Linked DNA regions of Homo sapiens: region 2 is linked to region 1. The links are chromatin loops, found by intact Hi-C in ENCODE. Cell type or tissue: PC-3. All regions are shown on one strand. Links, peaks and the distances in the headings refer to the core of each region. The heading gives the core; the rest is flanking DNA. Region 1 overlaps LOC101927558 (a long non-coding RNA gene). Region 2 overlaps AGMO (alkylglycerol monooxygenase).

Region 1 (11,280 bases), core at 1,396-9,395:
TCTGCCTCCTGGGTTCAAGCAATTCTCCTGCCTCAGTCTCCCCTAGTAGCTGGGATTACAGGCATGTGCCATCACACCCAGCTAGTTTTTGTATTTTAGTAGAGACGGGGTTTCACCATGTTGGCCAGGGTAGCCTCGAACTCCTGGCCTCAAGCAATCCACCCACCTCAGCCTCCCAAAGTGCTGGGATTACAGGTCCTGAACCACTGCACCTGGCCCAAGATTTGTATTTCTTAAACTGAATTCCAGAATTTATTTGAGAGAAAACACACACACACACACACACATACACACACACTTTCAGTGCATGAATAGCATTCTGTATTACTGGGATTAACTATAAGAGTTCATTTAACAAATTTCTTTTACAGAAGTCAGTTTAGAATTGGGGGCAGTGTTAGGGCTGAAAGTATGGAAAAGTAAAGACGGAAATAAAATTTTTTAGAAATAAAACTCAAATTTATGACATGGGAGAAATCATGAATTTTTCAAGTTAACAATGTTTGGCTATTGTTATATATATCATGGTTTAGCCAATCTGCACATCCATTGTTTTATGTTGACATGTCGTGTTACAAGTTTTGTGTTATTCTTGGCAGCTAGCACACTTCTGAAACTTTTGGTGACCATTCTGGCAGAGTATCTAATGCATCTGAAAACAAACAAACAAACAAAAGTAATTATTTGAAGGAAATCAAGGCACAATTAAAAGTGGAGACACATTGTCAGTTTGCATCAATCTAACTTAAATATGTCTCCTAAATCTAAATGTCACTAAGAATTACTAGTTTTTTGGGGTTTATTTTTTTTTTCAGCCTAGGAATTTGGAAAATCTTCCCTCCTTCCAAAATGATATTTCAGGGGATTTCCAGACCTTTCCCCCCTATTACATTTGATTGCTTTCTATCTCATTATTTCAAAATCTGATGTTTTCTAGAATATCTACACACTTACACACACACACACACACACACACACGCAAACAAAGTACATTTACATTGCATTCCCTTTAGCCCTAGTCATTTTTTTTAGGTCATCTAAATTTTGGGCTGGCCACTTTCTCACTTCATCTAATTTCTGGGATGGTCACATTTTTTACTTCATCTTAATTCTGGTCAAGGGCAGGATTTACTGTGTCTGGACAGATAGTGAGATAAAAAGGGCATGACAAAGGTGAAGAGAACACACTCCTGCCTCCCACCTCCCCTGAGAATATGTATCTCAGTCTATCATTCTTCCTTCAGAGTGATGCTCCTGGATATAAAAGGAAATGATCAGAGACTTGCTGCTGGCTGAGTGCGTTTGAGTATATAGGATTCCTCACAGGAATTGAACTGCAAGTTTCTGCATGTCTCATAATTATTATTCCTGTGTACTTTTGTGTCTGTAGATTATCAAAGGAGAAGGCAAAGGGGGAAAAGGGGAAAAACAGAGAAAGATATAAGTGGAGCCCTCTTCACAGCTTTTCTTTCTATTTGTTAACGGCTATGAAGATTCCTTAAAACTTGAGTGGGTTTCTGCGTTCTCCCTTCAGGAAAAGAAGAGATGGAAGGAAACTGTTGCTTCATTTTCTGTTCATGGAAGGGGAGAGAGAATATCTGAGTTTGGTGGGAGCAGGCACAGACAGCAGAAGGTAATTATGCAGCCAAATTCAGACTTGGGAGAAACACAACAACTGTGATAGGTGATTCCAGGACAGGGAAGTGTGCTCCTGACGGAACATTTTTTTTCAATCTGCATTTTTTTTTTTTTTTTCTCCTGGCCACCCAGACCACTTGTCCAGACGTGGAACTCCCAACAGTAGCTTAGAGCTCATACAATACCAAGCACTGCAACCGCGCAGAGTTTTCTCAGTTTGAAGTCACGGCTGAGGTGTGAAGGTGTCATCTGGATTTGGGATTTTGTCTGAATTTATCTTACGTTTAATAATTTTTTGGCAATGCTAGGCCAGAGTTATTCTTTATGCACAATCCATAGCTTAAACAGAACGTTGTGGGTCAGGTCAGAAATACAACCACCAGTGACAACATTGATTTTGTCTGCTCAACAAATATTTATTAAGCACTATGAGGATGTATTCCAATTTTCAAGCAAAAGTAGCAAGACATAGGCTTTTACAATTAGTGATTATCTGAATATGAGTGGCATTAAAAATGTGTATTGAAATTATTATTTTTTCAAGATATATAAAGGCTTAATCTCTTCCAGAAGATGGCAAAGAATGAATTTCAATTATTATGATCACCACTATTGATTTAATATGACTTCTTCAATTGGATGTGCTATCTTCTGCCATAAATATAATAAATAGAAAATTATATAATCTGAAGAGTATTTTTTCTCGTTCAATTTCTATAACATTTATTTTAAATTCACACTATGCCTTCTTAACTTGAAGAAAGCAAGCCTGCATTTGAAAAACACTATAACAAAATTTACTTCTGAGTCCAGCTTCACGTACTAAGAAATGTTGTTATTGTCTTATTGTAATGTTATTATTATGTATAAATTTTCACATCTATAATTACTATGCCATGTAATTTAAATATCTCTACATTGTCACAGAAATATAATAGTATAATATTGACCATTTGTAGATATGTATTTTAATTTAAATGACTCATGAAATTTGAGTTTATTTTAAGAAAAAAAGGAATGGATTGAGGCAAAATAATATTGATAAGTTGAAGAAATACCAGTGGGCAGTTAGAAGCACTAAGCTGAATTTCTGACTTCTTGTCATATTCTAATTATTTGTTTTGATTTTAAATTTGGAATATTTTAAAATACAATATTTTAGTATAAGAAAGTTTGGTTCAAAGATATTTGGGCATTTCCCATTACCCCTTAACAGTGTAATATTAATATTTTCAATATTATACTTGATACACTAAACCATAAAAAAGATTTTCTTGAACTAATCAGAACATAAAAACTCTTATTTTAAGCAAATAATATTCCAAACAGTAAGTCTCCTTTTATAAAGACAAATGACGGTAAACAGACCAAATCAGAGAGTTTGTAAAATTCTTATTATTATGATTGAAGGAGAAAAGCTCATTCGGGTTTTGGTATTGAGGCTGATACAGATACGAACGTTCTCAACGTGCATGATTTACAACTGCCATTATACCGTGATGGCAAATCTTCAAACAGAGTTGAAACAATTTTGATCATCCTCCCTCCCCATGAAAACAAAAAATGCTATCACAATAGAAAAAGAAGAAAAAGAAACATAATGGGTAACTGAAAGTCATTGACTTGATTTAAAATCTGGTCAAAAGATTGTGGCTCTCTGTAAACAAAGAAGCATAGACTGTCTCATTCTTTCCCACAGTAGTGTTCTGATGCAAGAGGATATATATTTGGGTTCCCAAATTCTTGCCTCCCTAAGGGAATTTAACTTCTATACAATTCTCAGCAATAAATATGAACCACCATTTCACACTGTAAAACATTTCTGTCAACATAGCAGATGCTAAAGATGATAGATTTGACTAAGAACACATCCAGATAATACAATGTATTTTGAGTGATTTGGAAAGAAAAGTAATCTCTGCAGGTGAAGAGAATATTCTAATGATATACTTAATTTAGACAACGTAATTTTTTAAATGTTTCTACCTTTTTTCTTTTCTTAATTTTAGCAAGGAAAAAATATTTAGAATGCTCCCAGAATTGAACTTTAAAGTAAAAGTCACAATGTTCAGCTATCTATTTTTGTTTTATATTACAGATTTATGCATGGCCTGCGTTAAATACCATGTGAGTTTTATAGAGAAAAGAGAGGACATAGACATTACCTTTAAGAATATCCCTTATTTGCTTTTAACATAAAATGTCAATCTAAAAACTAAACATTTTAGATGGCCTTTGTGGAAATTTTCAGCTATAACCATCAGAAAAAATGGGCCTGAGAAACACTGTCAATTTTTTTAATCCATTGAACCAAATCATTTTGCAAAATATTGTATTTGTACATTTTTAAAACTATTATAGTTTACATTTAGAATATAAAACAGCAGGGCATAACTCTTTCAAGTAACTTTCAATTTTTAATAAGAGAGTAGATCTAGGAACAAACGTCTAAGGAGTGTTTTATTGTTGTTGTTGTTGTTATTCAAGATATGACCCATAATACGTAGATGTGGAAAATCCCTGTTTTTCCAGTGGTCAGATGTTTTGAACTTGTGTTGACTGAACCATAAAAATGGCTGACTCCACCACTACAACACTAAGGAAATTGAACCTGAAAGATACATTTCCTTGTTTTGTTCCTGGGTTTTTTTCCTTCTGAATTACTTGATTTTCCTAGGAACTTCAGAATCTCTTTTACTATTGTTTTGAAATTATTAATTAACCTCTCAAGCAAGTGAATAAAATCGATGTCACCATTTAAGGTGAGAAAAAGAAATGCTCTGCCGCACAATTTATTATCCTTTTTTAGCACTGCATGATTTTAAATCAAGGTTTAGATATTCTGGAATGGAAAAATTGCACTAGAAAAGAATAAATTTATAGCTACAGACTCAAAGGGCCTTGTTCCCTAAAGAACCTCTGCTTCCAAGATCTTTCTGATTCATCACAAAGACCTAAATGTGGGGAGAAATATTTTTAAAAAGTTAAAAAAAGAATAATTGGAAAATATGCTTAAGTGTTGGAGAAGTGAGAGTCTGTCAGGAACAGAAATAGACAACTTAATTATCTAGAACAATAAACACCCAAGAGTAATTTCCAAAATATATTGACGTTTCTGAGAATTTTCTAGAAAATTAATTCTCGGTATGTTTTCTAGCTAAGAACATTCCCCACCAGACTGCAAATATGAAACTTGTTTTTGAATTTCTGAGAAAAGAAGAAGGAATGTTTTTATACGTAACAATGAATCACATCCTGACAGCGCCATCTACCAGTCACAGTTCAAACTGCAAGGGAAAACCGAGTTCTAAAACAAAGCTTCTGATTTTAAGTAACCAAAACAATTTCTGAAACAATATATAATGGTGTCTAATATATGAAACATTTTATTTTGAATTCTTCATTTAATACTTTTATTATGTCCTCATAATAAATTATATAGGGGATTTCTAGTTAACCAAAAGAATATAATCCCATAGTCCTTGAATCATTATTTTTAGATCCCTGTGGCATAGAAAAATATAGCTTCCTAAGCTAATTACTATCTCAAAGTTCATTTTCCTTTCATCACTACAAATATGTTCTCCAGGAAAATATAGTGCCCATAGTTTGTCTATGTCCTTCTAACTGTGTTGGTATCTCATGCAGTGGATACTTTTATGACTTCCTGTTTCACTGGCGTTCTCATGGTATCCTAAGGTCCAGAAAAATTCTATCTTTTATCCTAGCACTGATTTGAGCTTGCAATTTAAAACACTAGGGGTTAGTCTGTATTTTTCTCTTGCAGAAATGGAAATAATTGAAACGACACGTTACTAAATCATTAAAGCATTACCACAAGCTGTTTTGGTGTAGTCGTTTGGTTTGGAGCCTGTGGAATGAAAAATGCACTATTCTGTTTTACCTTGAAGCCCTGCTTTAGTTAAAAGACATTACAGTCTCTCATGAGTATGTGGTATAAGCTTCTCTGTCCAAAACCAACAGTCAGTTGGCTCCACACTCACTCATTTCCTTCTCTCCTCTTCTTCCTCTTCCTCCTTCTCTTCTGACAGAAGCAGAAAAATTACTTGAGCATTTTGAAATAAATGTCCTTTTGAGGCCCAAGATGTCTACCACCCAATTGGAAAAGCAGGAAAGACCATGTAAACTTGAGAACCAGTGCAACTGGTGAGGCTGAGGAGCAAGCATGTTTCCAAGATGAAGCACAAATGCTTTTATGGGTAACTGAATTGGCTGTGGCATTAGGATCTACTCTAAGGATTCAAAAAAAATTATTTATAAGCATAAATAGTAAAAATATGTAAACATTATGTACCTCAAGGTATTTTTTTTTACATGTAACCTCCATTATAGATTGCAAATGAAACAAAAATTATATTTGTTAAATCATAAAGCCTTATTTGGTCGATTTCTTCTTTTAAAACTTCAGGAAGTATTTTAAAGAACCAGAAATTATATTCCTCTTTTTTTTATCTTTTAGGGAGAAAGAATATTTAGTTTGTACTTGTTTGGATATCAGCAACATAAAGAGCTTTTTCTTTTTTGGAGAGAAAAATTTTTATACCCTTAGCTGACTTCACACACACACAAAAATCTGGTACACAAATGTAGGCAATTTAAACTAGTCACTTGGGTGAAAATCTCTCCGTCTTCATCTCATTCAAAATATTACCTAAATGTAATCTGAACCATTTAGAGTAGCTCTACTTAAATCCTGTTATGTTTTCACTAGTAAAGACTGATAACCTGATAGTTCCCAAGGCTTTGATGCTTACAGTTTGAATACCAAGTTGACATTACATGCTCTTTTCTAAAAATCCCCAGGGCTATATTAGAGATGAGATAAGTAAAGATGTATAGAACTGTGTAGAAATCTGTGAGTATCTTCGAACACAGTACTCTAAGTGAATATCCCTATAGGTTTAGTCATTCTCACATTAATATAATCTTGTTACTGGTGGTTAATGAAAGACAATGAAAACTTGGCCTCAAAGTTTTAAATACTTATACATTTCTTTCGAAGTAGAATTACTATGAAAATAGCATTTATTATACATTTAAAAATACTTCAAAGGTGTTAATTTTTAGAGGTTATGAGTTCATTTTTTCACTCATCCTTGCTCTCTAACGTATACTTAGAATAGTATGCCCCTAAAAGGCTCTATTTAGGCCATCATAATTTCTTCTCTGGGCTATTACTTTACTCCCTAACTTAATACCTAACTTCAGTGTCGCCATTCTTCTTCCTTTGCACAGTAGATTGGTTTTTCTAATCTCCTTATCCTATCATCAGTGCATAAAAATACACACAGGCCTTCAACAATGTTCCCTTATGATGGCACTTCATCCCTCCACTTCTCCATCTCCAACCTGAAATCCAGCCACACTGGATTCATGACAGTTCTTTTAAAGGCTTTGCTCTCTCGCTTCCTGTTCCCCACTCCTACCCACCCATCTCATATGTTTAGGACATCTTCATTCGTGTTTTAATGCCTACTAAAATAAAACTCCACAGAGAATCTTTCCTGACCTCTTGAACCCTTCTCTTTAACTCCCCACGTTTCCAATTCACACTGTACTGCAACCCCGTACTTGCAATTCAATAGACTGTAGGACATTTATGGGCAGAAAGCACGTGTGATCCATTTAGAAGGATAGCGCTGAAGGCAAGGCCTGGTAAGAGAGAGTTCTCACTGTCAGTTCACTGGATAAATGAAAGGATGTTTGAGTGGACAGTCAGATCAACTCAGTAACTTTAGAAACAAAGAAATTGAGAGGTAGTTTGATTAAAAGGCTTGTCTAAGGCCACTTTTTGAAGGAATGGCACCATGACGCCAGGTGACAATGATCATTCAGGGCTCCTTCCCCTTATAGCTCGACAACAGTTCCTGAAAAATGTCAGTCTCAATAGCATTAATTTAGGACTAAATCTTAGCTATGTACAATGTCCCAGTAAGAATAATATTCCATGTTTGTCCTTTGTGTTTAAACAAAGTGTGTGATCAATTTGAATTTAGTGTCCTCTGCCCCATGCCTGAGGTGGGGAGCACAACTTTAGAAACTGTGAGTGGCAGCCCTTCTATGAGCAAGAAGCTTGCACACTTAGCTCTCTTTTCCATGGTTTCTTCAATACTTAGGATTTTCCTGACTTCCTCCAGTTGTGTTTTTTTTCTTTTGCATTTTTCTTTTTTAAGTTTGGAGAAGTACAGCCAGCTGGCTGGAGTCTGCCTCCCATGTGTTCTTAATAACTATTATTTCCCCAAGGGCTAGCTTATGCTTCTCAAACCTGGCTACAGATTAGAATCTCCAGGGTAACTTTTGAAAAAAATACCAATGTGTGGACCCACAACCAATAATTCTGATTAAATTGGTTGGGGGTAGATCTTGGGCAACAGTAGGCTATCAAAAACTCTCATCTGATTCTAATGTGTGGCTAGACCTCGCCATCTCCACTCTTGACTTTTTCAAGAGAAATAATGAAATGGCCTGGCATTCTATTTAATTTGTATATCGCTTCTGTCCACAGCTTCCAGGGCAGGGGATGTTGCATGCTCAATGTATATATTCTATTCAAATGTGGAATGAATAATGAAAAGATGGTTCTTTCCTTGTATGTTATTTTGGATATGTGGCTGGTCAAAGACTCCTATAAGGACCAATAAAAAGGAAGGATCATTGGATTCTATACTGTCAATGTCTGACTTTGTCTTGGAAAAATTGCACTGAAGTCCTATTCAGAGTTGGCTTTGGAAAGCCCCTCCTTCCCCCAGGAGGGTGAGGCAAGTGGTGACAGAAGTTGATTACAGAACAAAGAACCATTTTCCCAATTTCTCTTTAATTCTGAGTATTTTCTTATCAAATTCCCATTCCTCTACACTTATTCTTCCCTTGCATTGAATATGTGATCTGAATAGGTACTAGATCAGTGTTATTATAATTTCTAATTAAGTTGTTAAGCTGTTGATATTAACATAGTAGAAGACTAATGAAAAGTGAACAACGAGCTGTTCTTGGCATAACAATAGAAAAGCGGATAGCACTCTGGCACCTTATAACTACCTAATCAGTTACTGTCATTTATGGAGAGACTGATGGTTCTCTTGAGATATTAATTTGGGTTTGGGGGGCGGTTAGGGAAAGAACATGTTGCTAATGTGTGCTAGTCAATTCATTTATATTTTCTATGCTTCTTTTTCAGAGTTCATCTGTTCCACAGTATCAGCTTACTGAGCAACGTTATCCAGGGAGCCCTATACCTCTGGCCATTGCTGATTAGACAAGAATAAGCATTTGGTTATTTGTGACAAACCTGATTTTTTTCCAGTGATTCATACTAATAGTGCCAGAGATATTCCGAGGTATTCAGAGATATTGACACCTTAAGGTTATATATTCTAAGGCCAGTGGCCAATTTCATCTATGTTTAAGTTAATAATTAAACAGGGAAATCTGGTGCTATTGTGTGGTCTAATAAATAAAATATTCTGAGTATTTGGCTTAATGAGCATGCCTTGGAATGAGTGGCAGATAGAGAAAGGAGACCAGCTACCTGCTTACTTTTTAGTTCCTGGGAGTCCCGGCTACTCTTTCTTTCAGTCAGTTGGTGAGATTCCCTTGTGTTCATCGGATACATTCATTTTTTCTTAGCTAATTTATGTTCATTAAAATAACACTATCCTTAACCAGGAAGAATAATAAAGTGTTCCGTAACATACATATTTAGATTAGTCTTCACTCTGAATTTCTTTTGTTTAAAGTGATTCAAAGAAACCATTTAGCTTTAGATTGACACATTTCCAGGGGAGGATTTTCACCTAAAAGAACAGACTGTGGAAAGACCTACGGGCTTATGTGATGAAGGAAAAACAAAGAGAACTCAAAAGATGAGGAAAGAACTTGAAAGTTAAATTCTGTTACTTCATATCAGTAAGTGATTTCTTCTATATAATTTACACTGTAATATTCTTTAAATGAACAAAAATATGTATATTTGTAAAAGGCCCTATGCATACACTAGTAAGAAATGTGTTAAAAATGAAAGAAAAATGCTGACATGCCTAGGAATGATTATGATAATGATAACGATTGTAAATATTATGGGCCAGACACTCTACCAATACAACAAAAATAACAGCAATAAACTTTACATGGATGATAACATTGAATTCTAACAACAGTTTTATGAATTTAGAAATGTTATGTCTATTTTATGAATAAGGAAACCTAGACTTAGAGCGGTTAAATCACAGTCCAAAGTTATACAGCTGTAATATGGTGGATTCAAATTGCAAAATCAACTGAGTATTGTTTTAGAGTCCGTGATCTTAAGCACTCTGCTTTAATATACTTAGAGGAAAACTTTCCTCAATTTCTGGAGATGAAGAAATGGAAAATTATCCAACCTAGTGGCAATGCAAACCATCTGAGAAAGGAGAGTCTGGGAGTGTGGCTGTCTGAGACACATCATTTCATCCCAGCCGGTGCTCTTGGGAAGAATTAGGACTTTGTAAGAAATACTTAATTTGAAAAGGATTATCTTGACACTTCTGTGGAAGGTCGACCAGAAAAAAGAAGATACATCATAAGACTATTTTAGTAATTCAAATGAAATGAAAATGTCCAGTTTGGGGTTATAATTATCAAGGTTTATAGAAGCTGGTAAAGGAGAAAAATTGTTACAGATAATTTAAAATTTTGAGTCTGGTGGACTGAAAAAATAATGATGCCATTGGGAGCAAAAGTAAAATTATAAAGTGTCTGTTTTTTGATGAGGGAAAAAATATATTTCACTCAAGCTGTGAGCAAAGATGTGAGATAGATCTTTTCTTATTCAAGTGAATTATCTTCCTGTTCTGTTCTAGTCAGGCTTTCTGAGTGTGCAGGTCAGCATCTCAACCTCAAATTATTCTTTTAGCTCGTCTTATTGTGGTGTTTGTCTTGTTCTTTGAGACTGTGTCTTCTTATCTCATATCCATTCTTCATTAGCTGGATAGTACACTATCTTATATGCTGATATCCTGTCTTGTATCTCAAAAAGATCCACGGTTATGGAGGCCAGTAGCTTAACCCAGTGGTTGGAGATTCTAACTAGTAGTAGCTCTTCGGTGCCAACTTTATACATACTTGGATTTTGACTTACTGACTGATACGCACAATTCTTGTAGTGTCATATTGTTTACCTTCCAATATGTCAGCTTGATAACTTGCCTCAGATAACCTTGATTCTCAAAGGAACATCATCATAGATGTCTACCAAGTTTCCAAAGATCAGCCATTTCCAGTGGAGCAGATTGTACTCGGGCCATAGTCCAAATACTTATTTTCTTTAATTTCCCTGTATATTCATTATGCCTTGATGTTACTTAATAGATCAGATATATTTATTACACATTTGCCTATATATTAATACACATGTGCACTCTGATCTATTTATTATGTTTATTAATTACTTTCTTTGTTTTCCAAAATTGGAATCATGCTACAAATATTGGTTTGTTTTTTAAATGTTTATCCACTTACTCAATTATCATATTTACCATTTTAGATTAGTACCTCATTATTTTTAATAGTTTTATAGTAATTTTTAAATATAGGTACTATAATTCTTTATCTCATTTTATTGTTTACTGATATTAAGCCTGC
Region 2 (11,280 bases), core at 1,598-9,597, 520 kb before region 1:
CATCTTGCAGCCTATTACGTAGGCCAAGCCAAGGTTTCCTAGTGTGCCGTGTGGCTGCCAGGTTCCATTTTTAGATGATCTCCAATACCCCCTGTCTAGAGAGAATTAGCCCCCTTTAGGCTCCGATTGTCTCAGCAGACATCATTTTACCAGCAAGTTAAAATGCATGCTGTGTACTGCCTCAGAAGGGGATGTGTTAGTTGCATTTGTCTAATGTCTCTGAAAGGGATGTGTTGGTTGGATTTGCCTGAATAGGATAAGGGGAGGAGAGAAACCATTATGTATGGACATCTTTTACATTTAACTTTGTGTTACAGGGAGAGCTCCCTTCAGTGAGCACACATACCTCACACTACTACAAGAGACCCTGGAAGAAGCCAGAAGTGTAAAATAGGGATCTACCAAACCTAACCCCCTGTATATTTTAACACTAAAGCAGTCATTGTCTGGGATAGATACCTGAGGTTCCTTGCCTCATGCCAGGGAAATTAAGGACATGGAAACACAAAAGAAGTGAGTTGAAGAGCAGAGGTTTAATAGGAGCAAGAAAGAGAAAAGAGAATAGCTTTTTTCCTTGCAGGGAGAGATGGGTGCCCCAGTGGGTCTTCCGTGCCCCTGGTAAAGTGCACAGGGTTGTACAGATTGGCTTGAGGAGGTAGTGCCTGATTTACATAGGGCCCAAAGATTGGTTGGACCAGGTGTGACGCTTACATAGTACTGCGAAGAAGCTTGTCACTCCACCCTAATCTTTTTATTATGCAAATGGGTTTTGTACTTGGCTGGCGCCATGTTGTCTGCTCCTTACCGTACACGTGGTTAGCAAAGAAAAGGGAACATGGAACCACCGTTTTGAACATGCCTAGTCCCCAGGTAGCCCCTTTCCTATTGGCACAACTGCTGGCATTTACCTGTGCAAGCTTCTAGCTTGCCTTTCCATGACTGCAGCTTGATTTTACAGACTGCTTTTTGTTAGAAAAGAAAATGATTTAGGAGCTGCTTTTCTTTAAAAGGAAAACCTTACCGAGGACTTCCTTATCCTCATAATCTGCCCAAATAATGCCTTGTTAACTCCTGTATCATTACCATTATTAATAATCTTCCATTAAAAATGAAAAATCAGACAAATGCAAACAGGACCTATGGTGACAATATTTTTCGACCACATCTCCATTCCCCACTCTACCTCCATTCACTCTCCAGCTTGCTGATGCTTACATAGTATTTACATTTTCTGGCTCAGTTCCTCCCCTTCCCTCCTCTCTTTTCTTTTCTTTCCCCCTCCTCTCCCCTCCCCTCTCCTCTCCTTTTTGACAGAGTCTCGCTCTGTCACCGGGCTGGAATGCAGTGGTGTGATCTCGGCTCACTGCAACCTCTGCCTCCCGGGTTCGAGCGATTCTTCTGTCTCAGCCTCCAGAGTAGCTGGTATTACAGGCACCACCACCACATCTGGATAATTTTTATACTTTTTTTTTTTAGTAGAGAAGGGGTTTCACCATATTGATCAGGCTGGTCTCGAACTCCTGACCTCATGTGATCCACCCAACTTGGCCTCCCAAAGTGTTGGGATTACAGGTGTGAGCCACCACGCCCGGCTGGCTCCGTTTCTTTTAAAATGTATGCAAAATGATCTCATGTGAAACAGAAAACTTTGGTGGCATGTCTAAATATCCATGCTTACTTAATCAGTATTACCTCTCTTAATTAACATCTTTGCTATAGAAACAATATTCTCTCACACTGCACAACTTTTCTGCTTATTTCTAAAACTTGACAGGAGGGACAAGAGAAGTTCTCCTTCATTCTAGTTTGGCTGTAGCTTCTGCAGCTTATCATTGCCAGAGGTTTGAAAAATATAGAACCTTTGGCACGTCCTCAGTCTTACTAAATTCAGTGTTCCCAACAGTCATTTCCGTTTCTAAAAAGATCCACAGGTAATCCTGATGCATAAAGCAAAGACTGTGTCTTCCTGGTTTCTGTAATGTAAATCAAGACAAGTTGTAATTTGGGGCTTACTGCTGTTAAAATGAAGAAAGAACATGCCCAAGAAATGAAGTTATTATGATTCATGGATATTGGGGTGCCTGGGTGGTTGAAAATGTTTACATAAATAGTGCTAGAGTTGTAGAATGTCAAAAAGAAGGCACAATCTGCAAGAGATAAACATCAATGCTTAATTTGCTAATTTTTTCTAATTGTGTCTTGGGGAGGAAGGAATGTAAGTTGTTAGGAAGAACGGATGGCAGAACTGGAGTGAGATTTGAAAAAAATGTTCTAATAATGAATAGAACGTTTTTTGTTGTTGTTTTTTTTTTCCACTGAGGCAGGCTTAAGATAGAGCCAAGCTGCTTCCATCATGTTGCTGAAAATTATAACATAAAAAATGTTTTAAGATTCTGAAAGTCAAACTAGTCTGTTTTTTGCTATTTTATCTTGGGTTTCTGGAGTCTATGACTATGAGAACATGGGCGAGACATTAAAAAGGAAGCTTATTTTCTATTGTTCTCCCGAATAAATCCTATTACTGTACACTATAATGTATACCATATGTTAAAGAATTCCAGTCAATGATTCTATTGCAGATTCCACACTGAGGGATTAAATTATATAATCACTAGTAAAAATGAAATTTGAAAATATTTAATAAACTATCATGTAAGCTGTTAATGTTAAATACAAGGGTTTATATACTTTAGCAACTAATTGAACATCTGATTCATGATTAGGAATGCACATATTGCTAAATATCAGGACTCTGAGACGATTAGATTCAGTTTAACAAAAATAATTTGATGGAATGAGATGATATGGAAGTAAATGGCATAACTAATAGAGCTAAGGTAATGAGCAAGTCTGGAGGAAACTGACAAGTCCTGTAGCCTCTTTCAGACATATGGCAATCCTATAAGTAAACTTACGATGTTGCCATTCTTAGAAGGTTTAGAAGTTCTGGACTCATTCACCCTGTCAATTAATCTTATGACTAAAATACTTATCCTGAGAACTTTTTTTGTATCTTGGAGCATCAAATTGAATTGAAAATACTCTGAACTTAAACTCCTCAGCTTATACTTTTAAAGGCTTGCCTTATTCAGATGTCTGACATCGTGGAATGGGGAAACATCATGGACTTCAATGTTCGACTTCAGAGAGTTTAAATTTTATTTTGGTCACTTATTACATTTCATGGGCCTGTACAAGTTATTTAACCTCAGACTCAAAATTATCTGCTATAAAGTAGTGTTAACAGCTCCTAACAGGATTGTAGAGACTAAATAAAATAATACTAATAGAGGACTACTCATTAAACAAATGCTCCTTTCCTCTATCTTTTCTTATGGTAGATTAGGAAAAGTAAATATCTTCATATGATTTGCAAAGTCAGTTTGCATCTCTCCGATAGAAGTGGTGAGTAATTGACGAGTCCTATTTTTAGGGCTTTCCCGAGAGAGAGAGAGAGAGAGAGAGAGAGAGAGAGAGAGAGAGAGAGAGAGAGAGAGAGAGACAGAGACAGAGAGAGAGTGTGTTAAAGTCCTTCCAGTAAGCATACATTACATGGTATCACTCAAGATCAATTTACAACATTAATAATAGCTGTATGTTCTGTCATCATGTATTAGTGCTCTGCAAAAGAAAACTGGACTGGAAAATTAGCAGGGTTAAAGAATAAAGTGAAGAATAAAGTGCCTTGGTTAATAATGCACAGAGGCCCTAGAAATGTAATCGCCCAATGGGTTCATTGCCTGCTGCCAGGACAGAGCCGATTTATCAAGACAGGGAAATTGTAATAGAGAAAGAGTTCAATTCATGCAGAGCCAGCTGAATAGGAGACTGGAGTTTTATTATTACTCAAATCAGTCTCCCTGAAAATTCGGAGACTGGGTTTTTTAAGGATAATTTGGTGGGTAGGGGGCCAGGGAATGGAGAGTGCTCACTGATCAGGTCAGAGATAAAAATCAAAGAGCCTTGAAGCTATTCTTGGCTGAGTCAGTTCTTGGGTGGGGGCCACAAGACCAGATGAGTCAGTTTATCCATCTGGGTGGTGCCAGCTGATCCATGGAGTGCAGGAGCTGAAAAATATCTCCAACACCAATCTGAGGTTTCACAATAATGATGTTATCCCTAGGAGCAACTGGGGAGAGTTCGAATCTTGTAGCCTCTAGCTGTATGACTCCTAAGCCTATTTTCTAATCTTGTGGCTAATTTGTTAGTCCCACAAAGGCAGCCTTGTCCCCAGGCAAGAAGGGGGTTTGTTTTAAGAAAGTGCCGTTATCATTTTTGTTTCAAAGGCAAACTATAAACTAAGTTCCTACCAAAGTTAGCTCAGCCTGTGCCCAGGAATAAACAAGGACACCTTGGAGGTTAGAAGCAAGATGGAGTCTGTTAGGTCAGATTTCTCATTGTCTTAATTTTTTCACTGTTATAATTTTTGTATAGGAGGTGTCTGGAACATTACCTGTCTGGTAACCACTCCCACTTTCATTGGCACAAATTTGTATCTTGAAAATATCTGTATTTCTAATAGAAAACCATTCACAATCACAGTGAGGTAAACCCAAGAGAGAAGAGAGAGAATAGACAGAATTCAATTTACTCAAAGAAAACTGAACTTCACCACAAAAGGATCTTTTCTCATTTGGGGGAATTATTTATTAACATTTCTATTATTAAACTCATTTTTAGGCTAATCCTATAAATTCACATATATTAAAGCATATACACATATTTATGTATCATTCCTTGGGGAATCATTAAGCTCTTCTGACATACTAAACAACTATGTAAAGATTAGCAAAAAGTCTCTTTTCTTTGCCATTACTGAAGAATGTGTTTTACCCACTGAAAAGTCTCTAGAATGTAGAATCAGGGTCTTGAGAATGTTTATGCCTTAAATTTCCTAATTTCAAGCCAGCAGAGGGCTCCCTACTGTAACATGATTCTGTATATGTATACAAAATTCTGTGAAAATTGTTGTTAAGGGACAAAAGCAGGATTCAATATATGTTATAGGCTTACGTATTGTCTATAACTATGTGTTAAATTAAGAAGTATAAAAAGAATGAAGCAAAGCCAAACCCACTTCTGATACTTGAGATAGAATGTGTTGCTTTTTCATCATGCAAAATTTAATCTTCCTCTGCTGTTCCAGTTTGAAAACTAAATATGCTTCAATTCTGTATCCTCAGTTCACATAGACACCTGCAGTCTGATTCTCTTAATACTCTATATTTTTGTCCATTCAAAGATTAAATAATGTATTGCTAATATGAGATTATCTAAGTCAGGCTCCTTAACCCAGTGATACATAGGCAAAGCTCAATGAAGAACAGCATTAGTTTTTTTTAGTACATGTGTCTTTGATTATTTAAATTATTAAATTTTATTATTAAATTATTAAATTTTAACTTGATTTCAAGAAATATTGGATAAATGAAAAATAAAGATTTTTTTTTTAACTTTTTCCAGTTCTCATTCTTTGGACTTCATCCTGCTTATCCCTGTCAGTTCCCTCCTAACGAAACACTTGGTGGATTTTTACAATCCCAATGAACAATGTACACACAACACCTTGGGTAATTTTATTTAGAGAATTAACATTGTTCTGATAACTTTAAATAATGCAGAATTGCTGCATGCTGCCCAGTCTGCCAAAACAAATTGACCAAGCATATTAGAGAAATGTATGACAAAGTAACCTGTTGAAAAAACTAATTCTGACAAATTCTGTTCATTTTTCTTTCAGTGATGTCTTTTTTCTTTGAGACGGAGTCTCGCTCTGTCGCCCAGGCTGGAGTGCAGTGGTGCAATCTCCACTCACTCCAACTTCTGCCTCCCAGGTTCAAGCGATTCTCCTGCCTCAGCCTCCAGAGTAGCTGGGACTACAGGCGCACACCACCATGTCCAGCTAAATTTTTATATTTTTAGTAGAGACAGGACTTCACCATGTTGGCCAGGATGGTCTCTATCTCTGGACCTCATGATCCGCCCACCTCAGCCCCACAAAGTGCTGGGATTACAGGGGTGAGCCACCGCGCCTGGCCTCAGTGATGTCTTTTTCTGGAATGCAGCTTCTTAGGTTATATGGATTGCAAAGGTAACTGTGGCCTTAGGAAGACAACCAATGTAATACATTTTTATGACTACAAACATGTATCTATGCATAATTTTAGCAAACATCAAAGGAAACATTGTTTTCAAATTGATGTAAAGGCAATATTCCTTCTTGTTTTTACTGTTTTTAAGTTTCATCCCTTCTTTTTATACTTGTCATATAAGGCTATCAGTTAATATAACATCATTATATTTGAAATCTTTTTTTAATTGTAGTAAAGGGGGGAAGTAACCAAAACTGACTTTAATTTTTAATAGAAAATAACAAATGTGAAAGGCAAACAATAGTAAATAAGTAATTTTACTTTTCATTGAAGAAATAGTTCATATAAGCATTACATAAAATAATTACATTTTAATATGCAGTCATAATATGCGTGTGGACAACTCATTAAAAGAAGAGAATTATGTACAAATTCAGGTTATTTCCAAGGGTGAGAGGTGAGTTGTTTCATGCTTCTAACTCCCCAGAAAGCAATGCAAATGGAAAAAACAATCTGAAGAAATAAAACACAAAGAGAAAAAAAAATTAGAAGTGAATCAATACTATTGCTCAACTGAATTAAAAATATTTCCCTAGAGGAAAATGAACATGGACATTTTAGGGAGTCAAGTTATTAAATTAAATCTAGCAATTGTTCACTGATAGAACTTAGCCAATTTAACTTAAAACATGGTGTGTGAAGACAGGAGCAGGAGTTAAGAAGTTTTATTTCTGTGGCTTGTTTCTTATATTCACAAATCTGGGTCATTTCAAGGAATGAGGCTAGACAAGTTAGATATTCAGACATTTCTTCTGACATTTGGAGATACAGCATGCTGTATGCATTATACTAGATGATCTAATTGCTTATATAGGTTAAGAAACCTTTGGAATAGGAGAAGTAAAAACACTGTTAAAGAATCCCTCCAAGTCAGTATGATCTAGCTTACTATGAATTTCGCCCAACGTGAATTAAATTCTAAACACTGCTGATGATTTACCTCCTCAGTCTTTTGATTTTATCAGGTGTAAAAATGTAACTGCAAATTTCTTTCACACTGAAGACTTAACTGAATCATATTAAGCAGCCTGAAAATTTCATTGAGTTTGTTCAATCCAGGCTCTGGTCATGGTCTTTGCACCATCAGATTTCCCAAAAGTAAACACTTCCCTATGCTCTTACCTAGGCACCGACAATTAAAACTATAGGATTGCTTTCCTGATCACCATTTTAGGTGGTTGGGTAACTGGAATGATGATGAAAGCAAACAATGCCAAAACAACCAGAGTTATTGGGATAGCTGTGCAGGAGTTTCTCTATATTTTTCATGTATGTGTATACTTCCCCTCCATACTATTAAAATAGGACCAGATGCCTCTCCCCAAGAAGAATATCACTATACCTGGAAGATTCACTGAAATATACAAAGAGAGAACATTTAATTAAGAAGATGAAGGCATGGGAGCATTCTGGTGTGGGGAACTCCGGTGAAGTCAAGACTGTTAACTGAGGACAGCTGTTAACTCACAGAAAATACCTTGAACTATGCTGATTTTGCTATTAAAGCATGAATGAGGAAAAAACATCACCAACAACCAAAATACAAATGAGCAAAAAAAAAAAAAAAAAAAAAAAAAAAAAAACCCTCCCAAACAAGGATGTTTCCATTTATGAGTGGGTTGTTCAGTTTCATATGAACCTCCTGGATCTTTCTAGAGAACCATCATCCTTCACATTAGTCAGGTTGATGGACTTCTTCAAATTCATGCATTCCTTTTAGCCTATAACACCCACAATATGAAAAAATACTAAAAATAAAATCAGCAGTTATATTGAAGGAGAAGTCAAGAATAATATTAACGTCTTGGAGTTGCCTCAGAAGTCAAATACAATATATTTAAAGGCTGGTTTTGATTTTGTTTCTTTTGACTGTAATTCAAGAGAAATGACCTCATGGCACTTCTTCTGATGGTGCCAGGTAAAATAATACTGCGCTGGGGGGAGTATTTTTGAAAGCTCTTAGACTTGTGCAATGAGTTGCATTTGTCCATGAAAATGGGTTAATGCTGAGAGGGGCGCTGAGAAGATAGCTTTTCAAGTGAGACAGAGATGATAAATCTATAATATCAGAGTAAATAATTTACTTTAGATCCAGAATATTCAGCAAGCAACTAATACATACCTTGTGTTGTGCAGGGTGCTGGAATCTAAGCTATATTTGGCACTAGAAGTCTTTATTGGTTACAAGGATGATCTCCCTGAGGGAAGGCTGAGTACAATTACTTCAGTGAAACCTCATAAGTTGTATATAAAGTTTTCGGAGTATTCTCATAAATCTCATAATTCTCCTCTTTTCCATTCTCAATTCCCCTAGACTATCCATACTTTCATCTCGACTTCCAGTACTATTAAAAATTTTTACCTAAATAGGAAGTGGAAAAGATTACAAGTCTAGTTATGCCTTGTTATTAATCCACCACTTTCCACTAAATCTTTCCACCTTTGAAACTGTGATTCACATCCTTTATCCTCTAGGACCTACCTCTAAGTAAATCACAAAAATCTTCCCTTTTCCAATTATCTGAAATGCTTTCAAATTCCTACCGAAAATGCAGTACTGAAGTTAGCAGTCTTATTTTTTTTTTCTTTTCTTTTTTTTTGTTTTTTTTTTTGCTTGCTTGCTTGTTTCAGGCTCCTATGTGTTATCCCTTCAAAGAGATGTACAACTGGTTAAGCCTAGGAGTCAGGATCAGATTATATTAATGTGCAATGAAGACCTTTGCTTAGGCCAGCACTGTCCCACATGCCTTTATTAGATTATGTCATCTAATTCTCATGACAAACTTTGGTGTACTGGTATCCAATTTGGCAGTGAGACAGTAGGAACTCAAAATTCATGTGGTTATACCAAGGAATCACAAAACTACTAAATATCAGAGCTAGAATAAAGTTTTACATTTACCCCAAGAAAATCTAACTGCAAAACCTAGGAAATCATTTCAAAGAATATGAACATCCATAGTGAATTCATTTCCTTTTCTGTAGTCATCACCTAGATTTTCCTAGTTATTTTTCTTCTTGTGTCAGTAACCGCTAGGCTTCTGAGACCTTTTCACTATCAATATTTTAAGAACAAATTTGGAATTTTTATATATAATAAAATCCAGATTGGCAAAGGATCATAGAAATAAAATAACATAAATGTGCCCTTCTAAAAATATGTGACTCTGAAATATTCACCATTCCATTAGAAAATATTTCAGTAGAAGAAAACAGAGTTAATTTTACACTTTAGAATATATGTGTTTATATATAAATATTACATACAATGTATAGATTCAAATATATATTGCACTATAATTTTAAGCCAGAAAATTATTTAACATAGAGTCAATATAACCACCTGATTACCGTAGTCACTCCATTTAAAATTTTCCTTGTCCAACTGTTCTCTTGATTTTTGTATTACGCCATTTATTTTAGGTCTCCTTAGTTGATTAGATTAAATATGTCACTTTACTTGATAGTTCATTAACACATTTCTCAAATATTTGTTAAATAAATACAGAATTCCTACTTAGGCTAGTGAAAGAATAGATGAAAACTGTAGACTTCTTATTTTGCAATATTTGTCTCTAATCTACATATATGATGTTTCCGGATACATACAAACTCAATGCACACTTATTGTATCCTAGTTCTAGGCAAGTCCCATGATTTTAACAGCTGGATTCTAAATATAAAGCAGAGGAAGTTCATTCTTAGTGTCAAGCCGTCCTTGTGCTAACACATCATTAGTGGTCCTTGTCTTCAGGCTATTTCCTTGACTTCCCAGGAACCTCAACTCTGATGCCTGAACTTTTGGCCTGTACAGATGCTGTCATGTTTCCACCATGCCTTTCCAAAAAGTTCATCAATTGGCAGGTGGCTAATCTGTCAGTAATCCATATTAAAATTTTAATGGGGACTGGTGTTTTATTCTGCTGCTCCTCTCAGTTATGTGTGTGTGTGTTTGTTGCTTTTGTTTTAAGAGACAAGGTCTTGCTATGTTGCCCAAACTGGACTCGAACTCCTGGGCTCAAGCACTCCTCCCATCTCAGCCTCCCTAGTTGGGCCTATAGGGACATATCATCTCACCCAGGTTTATGTCTGTGTTTTGAGAGGCCTTATTCAAAATGGCTCTAATGAAGAGGAAATCAAGCATCTAATCTTAAAGGAGAGAGAATAGTGTGCTTGTTGCATGCTCTCAAATTGCAAACCCTCAAATTACAAAGAAATGTGGTGGATTTGACTTATACCTATGTACATATCTGTCTCTTCTGGTTTTAATACACTTACTATATTTATCAATAAGCAACCAGAAGAGAAAAGAAAAACAAATATCACTTTGTGCAGTGGAAAGTTCCAATTACAACTAGCTAGGGATCTTCCACAGCCTTTGTGGTAGTGATGAAATAAGACTTTTCAAATAATTCAGCCTTCAGATAAGCTTACAAATAAAATGAAAGCTTTAATGTACTTGAATAATTATTCACAAGAGAAAAAAAATCTCTGAAATTGCTAATTTTTTTGGTCTCCCAAACATGTATTTATGTCACAAAGATTAAAATAGAAAACATTCATTGAGATATATCTTATTTAATTTTATATGGATTGCCAGCAGTGGTATGAATATGTATATCCCTGAATCACTAATAAGATGAATAAACATGTTAAATGAGCTAAGTCATTTTGCTGAATGATAAAGTCACTTACTCTACTTTGTAAAGGAAGAAATTTGAGTTACTTTAAGTATAAAATGGCATTTTCGTGAAGATGTCAGACTTAGTCATTTTACAACAAATTGAAGGGTTATTACTATTTAGTGAATTATATGTTTTCAGCCAAATATAGGTTTATATACTTATTTCCTAAAATTTCCCTAAAATTTTTAAGAATTAGAATATTAGAATAACTATTTTGTATTCTAAACAAATGTATACCCTGGCCCTAAATGGAAGAGTACATTTTTCTGAAAAATTGTTTCTGTAGTATCAGTGAGGTTTATAAAATACCAGTTAACTATTTAATAGAACTAAAACAATCGCAACAGTAAGAATTGATTTAAAGGAAACACATTAAATATGGAGTACTTTTTTCCTAAATTATTTAAAGAAAACTAAAGGTAATCCTTTGTTAAATACACTTT

The links. Peaks named below come from ENCODE experiments on the same cell type or tissue, not always from the same donor. Only the 100,000 strongest peaks of a DNase experiment are listed, where the experiment ranks them.
Region 2: a loop joins it to region 1, with 2.4 times the contacts of the local background. A loop is called at or near these places in 5 of 110 quality-filtered maps.

Annotation. Positions count from the first base shown.
Region 1 is chr7:15,716,178-15,727,457 of GRCh38, forward strand. LOC101927558 (a long non-coding RNA gene) reads left to right here. Exons shown (of 4, transcript XR_927057.3): 3 at 1,535-1,633; 4 at 8,837-11,280. Among named protein-coding and RNA genes, the nearest start is that of LINC02587, 33 kb to the left of the region's middle. In PC-3, for the core only: a CTCF peak has its summit at 4,896; no DNase peak of the experiment used is centred there.
Region 2 is chr7:15,194,755-15,206,034 of GRCh38, forward strand. AGMO (alkylglycerol monooxygenase) reads right to left here. Exons shown (of 13, transcript NM_001004320.2): 13 at 5,563-6,605. The coding sequence ends at 6,531. Among named protein-coding and RNA genes, the nearest start is that of DGKB, 300 kb to the left of the region's middle. In PC-3, for the core only: a CTCF peak has its summit at 4,909 (motif pointing right); a DNase peak (open chromatin) is centred at 4,067; H3K27ac peaks cover 1,321 bases.